Regions from separate parts of the Mus musculus genome. Here region 2 is linked to region 1. The links are chromatin contacts, found by Hi-C or POLR2A ChIA-PET in ENCODE. All regions are on one chromosome and are shown on one strand. Each heading gives the region's core, a stretch centred on a gene start or an enhancer-like site at or near the end of the contact. The rest is flanking DNA. Distances are from core to core; before and after follow the strand shown.

Evidence for each region. Hi-C counts contacts between places; a loop is a spot of excess contacts on that map. ChIA-PET counts read pairs that join two places held with the same protein, here RNA polymerase II (POLR2A).
Region 2: POLR2A ChIA-PET joins it to region 1 with 54 read pairs in Patski. The contact joins the promoter of Papss1 here to the enhancer-like site in region 1. A Hi-C loop is called at or near these places in 1 of 37 maps with a recorded cell type or tissue (T-helper 17 cell). POLR2A ChIA-PET finds 5 or more read pairs at or near these places in 2 of 5 experiments (Patski and embryonic stem cell).

Annotation. Positions count from the first base shown.
Region 1 is chr3:131,362,947-131,368,529 of GRCm38, reverse strand. All of the region lies in intron 1 of Sgms2 (sphingomyelin synthase 2), which reads left to right. Among named protein-coding and RNA genes, the nearest start is that of Cyp2u1, 63 kb to the right of the region's middle. Within about 2 kb of position 3,814, at least 1 of the 3 ENCODE cell types and tissues checked has a DNase peak (open chromatin) inside an H3K27ac peak, as active enhancers do.
Region 2 is chr3:131,562,840-131,568,149 of GRCm38, reverse strand. It overlaps Papss1 (3'-phosphoadenosine 5'-phosphosulfate synthase 1), which reads right to left and starts at 3,382. Exons shown (of 12, transcript NM_011863.2): 1 at 3,167-3,382. The coding sequence starts at 3,226.

The DNA of each region.
Region 1 (5,583 bases), core at 2,565-5,064:
ACAGTATAAAAAAAAAAAAAAAAAAAGGAACACTGTCTGGTCTTCCAGAAGACTCAGGTGTGATTCCCAGCAACCACATAGTGACTTACTACTATCTATAATTCCAGTTCTATCCATATCCTCTCTGGCCTCCACAGACCACAGATACTGCATGCACCTGGTGCACAGACATACATGCACGTAGACTACCCATACACATAGAGTGAAAATAAAGGTTAAAAACAACAGAGATGCTATCTTACCCTTTCATGTTGTTGTTGTTGTTGTTTTAATTTATGTTGAGGATTGATCCTCTGGTCTCATACATGCTACCTGTTACTCTACCACTAAGCTACATTCATGACCCTAAGAATTTCCATGTTTTGTCATCTCTCAGTCTTTTGGTAAAGGTCAGATGAGGAGGTTATGTTTTCAGTAGTCAAGAGCAACGGTTTTGGATGCTCAGCCATCCGCTAGCTTGGTTTTGCAGGTTGTTGGCTACGTTTCTTATTGCTGAGATCAAACGCCGGGCAAGAAGCTCACTAACAAAAGGGTTTATTTTAGTTGATGGGGAGACATCCCATTATAGCAGGGAAGGCACAGGAGCACGATGGAGGATGGGGGAGGGAGACGAATGAGAGAGAATGAGAATTACTGATGCCCAACACTTTCTCCTTTTTATTCAGTTTGAGGACCCCAGTTCATATTGTGGGTCTTCAGAGTCGGCCTTCCCTCTTCCATTCTGGAGATGTCACCATAGACACACTCAGAATCTTGTACCCAGTGTGATTCGGAATGTAGTCAGTGAAGATTAATCATAGCAGTTAGCAGTGAGTGACACTGTGGCGGCCACCACTTCCAGGGTTTTACACATGTTACCTCATGGTTTTCACAACAGACTTATTGGGTAGCCACTCTACTCTTGGTTCCACTTCTGACCTCAAGGTGACTGTCCCCAGTATTAAGTGACTTGCTAGACTATGACAGGATAGGGTTTGAGTTCAAGTCTTCCTTGCTTACCAGCTGAACCATTAGCCAACAGTCTTTCCTGAGCCATACACGTGTTAATATCTCACAGGTACTGCAGGAAACTGGTTAGACGTAGACTCATGTGTTTCTTTATTCTTTAATGTAACAATGATCTAATGGCCATGTCCAGAATCATATTTGGGAGTTCTGTAAAACACAAAATGGAGAATGTTACCCCCAGAACCCATTATTCTTTGGTTAAAATTCAAATGTCTTTTCTTCTGGGTTCCCTACGATCCAGACTTACTCATTACAGCCAAGTTGACTTGCCTACTGTTTGCAAACATATAACTCCCCCTGTGCACACACTATCCCTTCCGTTTCAGACCATCCCTCACTCAACAGCATAATTCCTCTTCATCCTTCAGATCTGAGTTGAAAAAGCCTTTCTTCCAGGAAGCCTTCCCTGAACTTTCTGAACAAGGTCGTGTCCTTGGCTCTGTGTTGCTATAGCCCTCAACTTTTTGATTACCCAGACGTTTATCTCCCTGTGTGATAGGGAATTGTATATTTTTCTCAGTTCTTCTGCAGGCTCTGTGAAACAGGGGGTAAAGGCTATCTGGTTCACCTGGCCACAATGGAAAGATGCCTAAGTGAAGGTTAAATACTGTTTCAAAGCAAGACAGTCTGTGCTCATTTGGATCTCGAGGTATACAGGCAACAAATGGTTCACTGTCATAGACAGGGCTCTGTGCACATGTGACGAGGAGGAGTCCCCAGCCAATCATAGAAAGGAAATTCTTTTAAAGTCTTTATGAAGCAGGTACCAACACATTCATGAGTTTAAATTAGGTGTCTGCAGGCAAATTCATCTCTTAAAGTCCAAACTCAGAGAAACTAAAGTCCTGAGCTTTCAAGTCCCAGCAATACACATGGACCTAAACACTTTTTTCTTTAGGGCCACAAGGAGTCCACCTGTCAACTGTTAACTCTATTCAAAGAAAATTTGCTTTAGACAAGATTAAGAACTTTAAAATATTTAGGGAATAATTCATACCCTTTATATCTTGCTAACAAGTTTAAATGCAATCAGTTTGGGATCATAAGAGTACTCTTTTCTTAAATAATCTATTGTTTTAATATGTCTTTTGAAAGAACACTGTTTTGAAGATGATAAAGGTTTAATATGATGCTTAAGGTGATCAGATCTAAAAACATGCATACAATCAATTCTAAACAAGTCTGTATTTATATATTTATTCATAAACATATATGTGTGTGTGTGTGTGTGTGTGTAACAATAATAATTAAAAAGAGGCCATGAATTTGAGAGGGGGCCATAGGAGGTGTTGGTGGGGGAATTTATGAAATTAACATTTTAATTAAAAATTGCTACTTAAGTCTATACTTGTATAGCTGTTAAAAATAAGTCAAGTCCATATTACCCTTAGAGTGATTATTAGGACCTGTGGATATAAGGAATACTGAAAACCCAGTATTAGAATGAAAATTATGGGGCAAGAAGAAAAAGGTTTTAAATTGCTTTTGTATCCTTCCATCCAAAAATGCTAAATAAATTTAGGATCTAGGGCTTTTCCACAGACACAAAGCTTACATCTTACTCTGTTGTATGTGTCTAAATAGATTCACCGAAATTGAGGACATTCAAATGAAACAAAACCCAGAATACTCAAAACAGAAACTTAAAAATAGAAAAACAAACAAAAACATCCAAGCCCATTCATGTATCTATGTTTTCAGGTTAAAAAAATAGCAATTTTTGAATATTAAATAACCAGGAAATGGAGAATCTAACAAAAAAGGAGGAAGAATGGATATGATCATATGTCATGGTATCCACGTTCAAAGAGTATTTTTTTAACTACAAGAAAAGTCAAACACTGTTGGAGCCTTATGGGACTCAGGCTCGGAGCGTTTGGGGTGGGGGTGGGGGCTGAAGATCCCTGTTCATCCAGGGTTTTGTGGACCAGGTGAGCACTGTGCAGTGTTCCCTGCTAGCATCCCTAGCTTCTACAGGAACCCAACTACATCCTCCATCCCGAATCCCAAGACAAAATTAACAAAATGGCTTTAGCCAGCTGTGCCACCCAAATGGTATTTGAGGGCGAGAAGTCTCTTAGTTCCAAAGCTGCTCACCATTGTATCCCACAATTCTTGATATAAGGGGGAAAAAGTGAAATCTTGTTTCTGGTCTGGGACGGATTCCACCAAGTGACTCAGTCTTCTTACAAAAAAAAAAAACAAAAACAAAAAGGAAAAGCTTTTTTGCCTATGAGGTCAGGATTAATTAGTCACTACCGTTTGGGAGTGTGCTGTGTTTACTGAGTTATGAGAGAGAAATTCACTGGTAAATTCGTGACCAAAAGGGGACTTCCTCACTCTGTAGAATTCCGCTCGCTCTCCCGGGAAGAGCAGGAATCCTGTCTCCTGTTCCAGTCTCGCCTTTCCTTCTGCTCTGAGGAATGGGTGTATTCTCCGTACGTACGTACTTACGTGCGTACGTATGCCATACCCCCTTTGAATTCTCTCGACCTAAAGGGAATGCCGAAGGAGCCCCCACTACCAGTGAGGAAAGTTGGGGGAAAGGGTCTGGGTTAAGCATTAATCCAAGAATCAGTGTGCAGCCGGGGAGAAGGTCACACTGGGTAAATAATCAGCTGTACCTGGGCTGAGCTGCCTTTTCCACTGCCAAACACAAACCTTCCGGTTACTAGGCAACGGCCGTGACTCGCACCCTGAATACTTCACTACAATGAAATGTCCAGCCCCCACATTTCCAGGAAATGCCCTTCTTTTAAGTCACTGGGGACCTGGGCGAACAGTCACTCAGGGTATCAGGTACCTTAGCCTGCCACTTGTCAGTGCCTGAGGGATGTAAGCTTAGGACAAACACAGATGTGCTGACCTGACCGTGAGAAGGAAGAGCGGAGTGGGGAAAAGCTGTACAGTGAATCACCTCCTTCACAGAATGACCCACGGGAGATGAAATCCATTGCCTTTAGAGAGGGAAAAGCGCACACTCCTAATCACTAAAATAGCCCAAGGTCCCAGAAGGTCACACCGTAACTTAGTGGCGGAGAGATAGGCTCTGGATCCAGATAGCTTCTATCGCTGTGATAGATATCTGAGGTTAGCTTGTCACTCCTCAGATGTGGACAGATAGCACCTGCCAGGTGAAGTGGCTGTGGGTGTTGACACCAATAATCAGGAAGTGCTAGAGCGGCCAAGCAGCTGTTATTCTGTGTACGCTGGGGAAGGGACATCTGGCCTCCAGGGAGGCCCAGCTAAATTAGGTAGAAAGGCACGGAAGGAAGGCACAGATAAGTGGGACCATATAGGAAGATATGAGAATCCTGATTACAGAAATTGTAACTAAACCACTTCATTTCTGAGGCTCTCCAGAATTCCATACTTTGCAAATCGGATGTTGAAAAGCCACATTAGCACTACACCGTGAGAATTTGTCTCGTGACTCCTAACATAAGAAGAAAGCAGCTTTCGTTTTTTTACTTCTTTTTCATACCACAGGCTACATCACAAATTTTTTTTGTAGAATTTATAATGGGACATGTAATTATACAAAGTAGCCACATGAAATTCTGGGAGCTTCTATCTGACGGATATGCAAATAAGCAGACGTGACCGACTCCAGGTTCTTCGGGGTCTTAACAAAATGTAGGATGATTCCAGTCTGCATGTGTATGGGCAGTACTTTCAGCGGCCGCCGTAGGTCCTCAGTAGAGTGCTTGGCTAGAGGCCAGCGACTGCATCGTTGTAAAACATGGAGTCTACCCTCTCAGCTCGGAACTAGTAGGAAAGAGAAGCCCGAGTAAGTAGCGAGCCGGGACGCTTTGTGGGACTGTGAACAGGTGCATGATGGCAGAGGGGAGGTCAGATGTTAAGGGATCCTGTGGGTACAGTGTGACTCACCTGGGGCCAGGAGTTCAGATGGACCAGAAGATGTTCTGTGTCTAAGACCTGTGGGAGCCATGACACATGAAGGCAGAATGAGGAGTGGTGGGTGAGCCTTTCTTCCCGCTGAACCCGCATCAGGGTCTGTTGCGTCTGGGTGGGGCTGGTGAGCTTTGGGTCCTACCACTTTCTTAAGGAAGTGGTAGGACCCAAAGCCCATTGAGGACCCTGCTTCTGGGAGCTGCCCCCAAGCCAGACATCATGAGTTGAGTTAGCCAGACATCTCGTTTGGCTGTAAACACAGAAGCACACTTTCTTGTTCAGTAGCTATGGAGACATTTTTTTTTTTCTTTCTATTTTGTTTTGAAGCAGGGTCTCATCTAGCTAGGGCTGGCCTTGAACCCCTCCTGTTCCTACCTCTGCTTGCCAAGTGCTAGGATTACAGGCAAATGGATGGAAAGACAAATTATTAAAAATCAGGCAAATTATCACACATTTTCTTCATGCAGATTCTAGATTTTATATACATACATACATACATAGATGGATGTTAGTTTGCTCATAAATTATGCTGCGTATATGTATGTATTTTGTATATAATATATATATTACATATATAATACATACATTAACTTCTGCAGTGTGTGTGTGTGTTTACATGAATATGACAACTAGGTTAAAACTGGAGTGATGTGCTATCCA
Region 2 (5,310 bases), core at 2,133-4,632, 200 kb before region 1:
AAGCTCGCATAGTTAAAAAAGGTGTCAAAAGTTTGTTTGAATGGTTGGCTGAGGTGTTTATCAAAAGATGGCCTACTGGAAATGACTTGGAGATGCCTGATATTCCATGGCTTAGTGTTGATGAAGGGATTTTAAGACTTAGGGAAATTGCAATGCTAGAGTGGATATATTGTGTAAAGCATAATTGTCCACAATGGGAAGGTCCAGAAGATATGCCTTTCACCAGCTCTATAAGACGCAAATTGGTGAGAGGGGCACCAGCACATTTGAAGGGTTTTGTTCTTTCCCTTTTCCTTGTGCCAGATCTTAGCATTGGAGATGCTTCTGCTCAATTAGATGAATTAAATTCACTGGGTTTAGTTGGATTCCGAGGTAACAAGGGCCAGGTGGCAGCACTGAATTGCCCGAGACAAGGTGATTCTAGTTATTATAATGGACAGCGTAGACAAAAGAATGTTTATAATAACATACCCAGTAATGGTCAGCACAGGAGAGGTGAAATTTATAATGGCATGACTCGGTTGGACATCCTCTAGGCTCCAGATGCCTGTACTCCACTGCTGCTGCTGCTCTTGGTGGTCTGATTATTTCCTTTTCCCCAGTGTACAGTTACCCTTGTAAAAGGCCGTAGGTCCCTCTGGGGAAGAACTGGAGAAAGGGTAACAGCAAAACCTTTGAGTGTCTTATCAAGATCCTTCCTCAGAGGAACCTGGCCACCCCTTCATTCAAGGGGTTCTGGATCTGCAAACTGTCTCAAGTCTGGAAATTGACTCACTGGCCGAGATTGCTGTTTACCACGATCTAATGTAGCCTTTCTTTCATTTGGCTGTTTACCACGATCTAACCCTGTCCCTCCGTTTCCTCATTTATAAAATGGAGACGCTACATGTGGTAACTCTATGAGTTCTGGGACAGCACATGGACACATTCAGGGTCCTGGTTTTTAAACCCCACCCAGGGAAACACTGCAAAAACTCAACAAGTTAACGTAGATACAACATTTCAGCCTACCTCCCAACGTCCAGATCAAAACTTCAGGACCATCTTTTAATGTCTCTCTCCCTGTCATCGCCTCAGTCTAGTCTGGTCTTTCCTGTCCGTTTCTTTCCTGCTTTTAGCTAGCCATTCAACTGTTCACACCGGATTGGCCAACAAGAACACCTTAAACAGTGTGGCTATGTCAACCAGGCTTCTAGTCTGCCAACTTAATCCTCACGATGGCACAGTCGGTGCCTGCATTTCCTCTGCAAACCAGTCTTCCTGGATTGCCCGTTTTATGGAATGAGAACATTAACATAATAGTGCATAGATTTTTTTTTTTACACTCACACCCATCGGATGAGTTAAGTGTGTTAGAGGAGGTCATTCTTTTAGAGACTGGAAAAAAAGGAAAGTTCAGAAAAATTTAAAAAATTCTAACTCCATTCCAAATCTCCTAGAAAAATCACCCTAACTCTTTAGCCAAACATTTACATTACACAACCCTGCTCCACCCCATCTTTATCTCTGCTCCCCAACAAAAACTACCTTCAGTAGTCAAACATGTCTCCGCTCAGGGATGTAATGGCTCCACCCACCTCAGAAATATGAGGTTCTCCATAAACTCATAAAAACCCCTGGGGCCAAACTAACCTTGCCTCTAAACTGCAATAAAACTCCTATCTTAGGCCACTCACTGTGGCCCATAAAAACATATGCCCTTAACAATCAGTTGCCATGGGCAACTGCAAAGCAAGCCCTGAGCCCCATGGTTTTTTATAGCTGTCAAATATGGATCTCTACATTAGCAAATAATGTAATACATAAATGAATTAGGGCAGCAGAAGAGTTGGCTCAGCAGTTGACAGCACTCGCTCTTACAGAGGATCCCCAGAACACACACAATGGTGGCTCACAACTACCTGTAACTGCAGCCCGAAGGGGATCCTACACACCCTTCTGGAACATCAGGCGCGCACCTGGTGCATACACATACACACAGGGAAAACACTCAGACTCAAAAAATAACAAAATGATCTTTAAATAAATGACTTATAGACAGACAGTATTACTGAAACTTCTTTGAAATACTCCAATTTAGTCAACTTACCTCCCTATCCGTAAAATCCTGTTAGCAACAATAGTGATGCTGAATCGGAGTTTCAGAGCAATGGTTTCGTTGCTCTTTCACCTTCGTTATCTTCTCTACTCAGAAAGACAATCCTGAGAAGGACACACTGTTACACCCTCCAGTCACCTGAGATTCAGAGTGGAGTGACTGTCCTCAAGATCACCCAACTTACAAACAGCAAGGCGGGGGACTGGAGCCCACGCCAGGAGTCTGTCCCTTCCAACCTCCTAATCTCCCTTTTATCTCACATCCCTCTCACCTTCTAAGAAGTTAAGGTAAAGGATGAAAGAAGACAGTGAGAATTCTTGAATCTGACAGCAGACGTGGCAAATCAATGACTTCAAAAGAACACTAGCCTGAAACAGCGTTTTTTTTTTTAACTTTCTCCTGACTCACCAAGGGCAGGTGATGATTTACAAGATTAAATTAAACTTCATGATCCTGTTACCTGCGGAATAAAAGAAAAAAAAAATCCATCTAACGCTGAAGCAGGGCCTTTGCAGCCTCCAAAGTTGGATGGTCTCCAGCTTCGCGCTTACCATCTTAGCTGCCACCACCAATGAATAAACTACAGAAGTAAACGACCCTCTGAAGCCATAGCACTTGGCCAATGAAGCCAACTGGCACTCGCTGTTCAATGTTAGAAACTATTAATCTTCCCACACCTAACTGTCACCAGAAATCGAGTCTTTAAAAGTATGTCTGTGTCCGACATTCCAATTTAAAACAGAGACACAAAGAACCTCAGTCCTGCAGTCCCGATCCATGAATGACCACATTGTTATTCTCTCAGTACACTGCAACTCAGAAACGTAAAGACTCGGAGACCGACCCAAACCTGGGCCAAGCACACCCGGAACGTGCAGAGGCGCCTCCGTCTGCCTCCGCCGCAGCCCTCCGCCTCGCCAGCCTAGGGGACAGCTCCGGGCCTGGACTCGCCTTCACCGGCCGCCGCCGCCCGGGTCCCCGCCCCCGGCTCCCGCAGGATGCACGGGCAGCCCGCGGTTCCCACAGCCACCCACGCTCCCCGCGCTCCGGCCTGCGGCCACCACTCACCCAGTTCTGCGCGTTATTGCTCAGCTTGACTTTCTTGCACAGACTCCCAGGAATCTCCATGGCCGCGGAGCGCGGATGCACTGCTGCTGAGAGCCCCGGGGCCGAGCAGTGGGAGAGAGGCCGAGGGGCGGGGCGGAGCAGGGAGAAGGGGCGGGGCCTGCACCCCGGGCTCAGGCGCGCGCTGACGTGCGCTCCAGCTAGTGATCGCCTCGGCTGGAGCTAGGCATCCGAGCAGCGTGGAGGGCGGGGCGAAGCGGAGGCGCGGGGTCGAGACCTCAACATCCAATCACCAGGAGGGGCGCTTGAAGCTCCGCCTTGACCCAGGACGAGGGGCGTGGTCTGAGGGTTTGTTGAAGAGAGCCTTCAGATGCTGAGCATGCGCAGTGAGCGAGGCGGAGCGACGCCTGCAGAGCTGGGCGTGGGAGACGCTCCCTAGAGCTGAGGCTGGTAGGGGAAGAAGCTGACGTGGGCTCCTGCTGCTCTCTAGCTTTTCTTCCGCAAACACTGCACAGGCTCGATGTGTGCGCTTGTCAACTAGGCCGACTTTGAAAAAATGTTTCCCAGCCCTGCAAAAAGTAGGATTACTTAAGTGAATTCACCATTACATGTTGCTCACCGCTTTGCAATCCTACTCAGTGCACAATGTTTTTTTGACATCAACTGTATCTCATCAAGGATTAGAAAGTATTTGTAAGGTGACGCCTTTCCCACTTGGAGAGCCGCTTTCTATCAGGAAATTTCTATGCAGTGTTTGTTGCCGCTGACTAGCCACAAAGGGGCTTCTCTAGTACTTGCTACTCATAGAGGACTAAAATCCAGGTTCCCTGGTACGCAAGGCGGAATGCTCACCTATAAAGGGCATTTCCAACCACATATAGTCCATGATCAGTTCGTAAAAGAATGGGGCTGGGAGGGGGAGGCCTTCTCCAGGAGTTATAACCCTTCGCACTCATCCCCATAACTTTAAGCTCACCATAACCATAACTGCAAACATCCACAGTCTCACAAAATTTAGCTGCTTACTCCGCTACTGATGACGACCAGTGATCACACACACACACACACACACACACACACACACACACACATATCAATCAACACTTGAGGCTTACTTGCATAGCCTATTGCTAGCAAGTCAGTTCCTATTTGCTCCACTGACAAAGTCTCAAATTAATCTCCCTCCTCCACGTCTAACAGGAGTCGTCATTGCACAGATACACGCGCCACACACCACACACACACACACATACACACCACGCACACAGAGAGACGCACACAACAAGTATCACTCCTCTGCCAACCTCTCTGTTCTCAATAGTGTCAGACAGGTACTTCTAACATGCAAATCAGATCTTATTCCTCCACCATATATATAAAATGTCTTTATTGCTTGCTTGTTTTGTCTTTCTTTCTTTCTTCCTTTCTTCCTTTCTTTCTTTCTTTCTGGTTTGTTTGTTTTTGTGTTCTTGAGTCAGGATGTCTCTTTATAGCCCTGGCTGTCCTGAAATTCACTCTGTAAACCAGGCTGACCTCAAACTCGGAGATCCACCTGCCTCTCACTCCTGAGTGCTGGGATTCAAGGCGTGTTCCATCCTTTAGCTCTATCTAGGGGATTCTTAATCTAATAGTATATAGGACTGAATTTCAATACAATTCTAAATTCTGCTTATAGCAGTCACAAGAATGAGACTAAAAGACTAAAAATAAGGACAATGATAAACAAGAAAATGTGGACAAAGGCCAATCACATATATTTATGAAAATGTCATAAAGAAACCTATTCTTTTGTATGCACCTAAAAAAATAATTGTTTTCTTTTAAAAGATTCTAAGTTTCAGACTAAGGTGGTGGGGGCGGGTGCCACCCAGAACCAGCCATTTCTCAGAGAGCCCCCATTCCTGCTCAAGGGAAATAGTGCATAGATACAGCTGGAGCCATGGGAGTCCTAATTGACTAAATTGGTCCTTACAGCTAAACTCTGTTGAAGCGTTCGCCCATCAAAAAGGCCACAATGAGAAGACTAAAGGGACAGCTACAAAATAAAAGGGACAACCGAGTGTATTTAAGTTCCGGTGCTTATAAACGTATTTTAAGAACAAATCCTTGAGAGGTGCTGTTGAACCAACTTTTTACTTTGCTGTGTA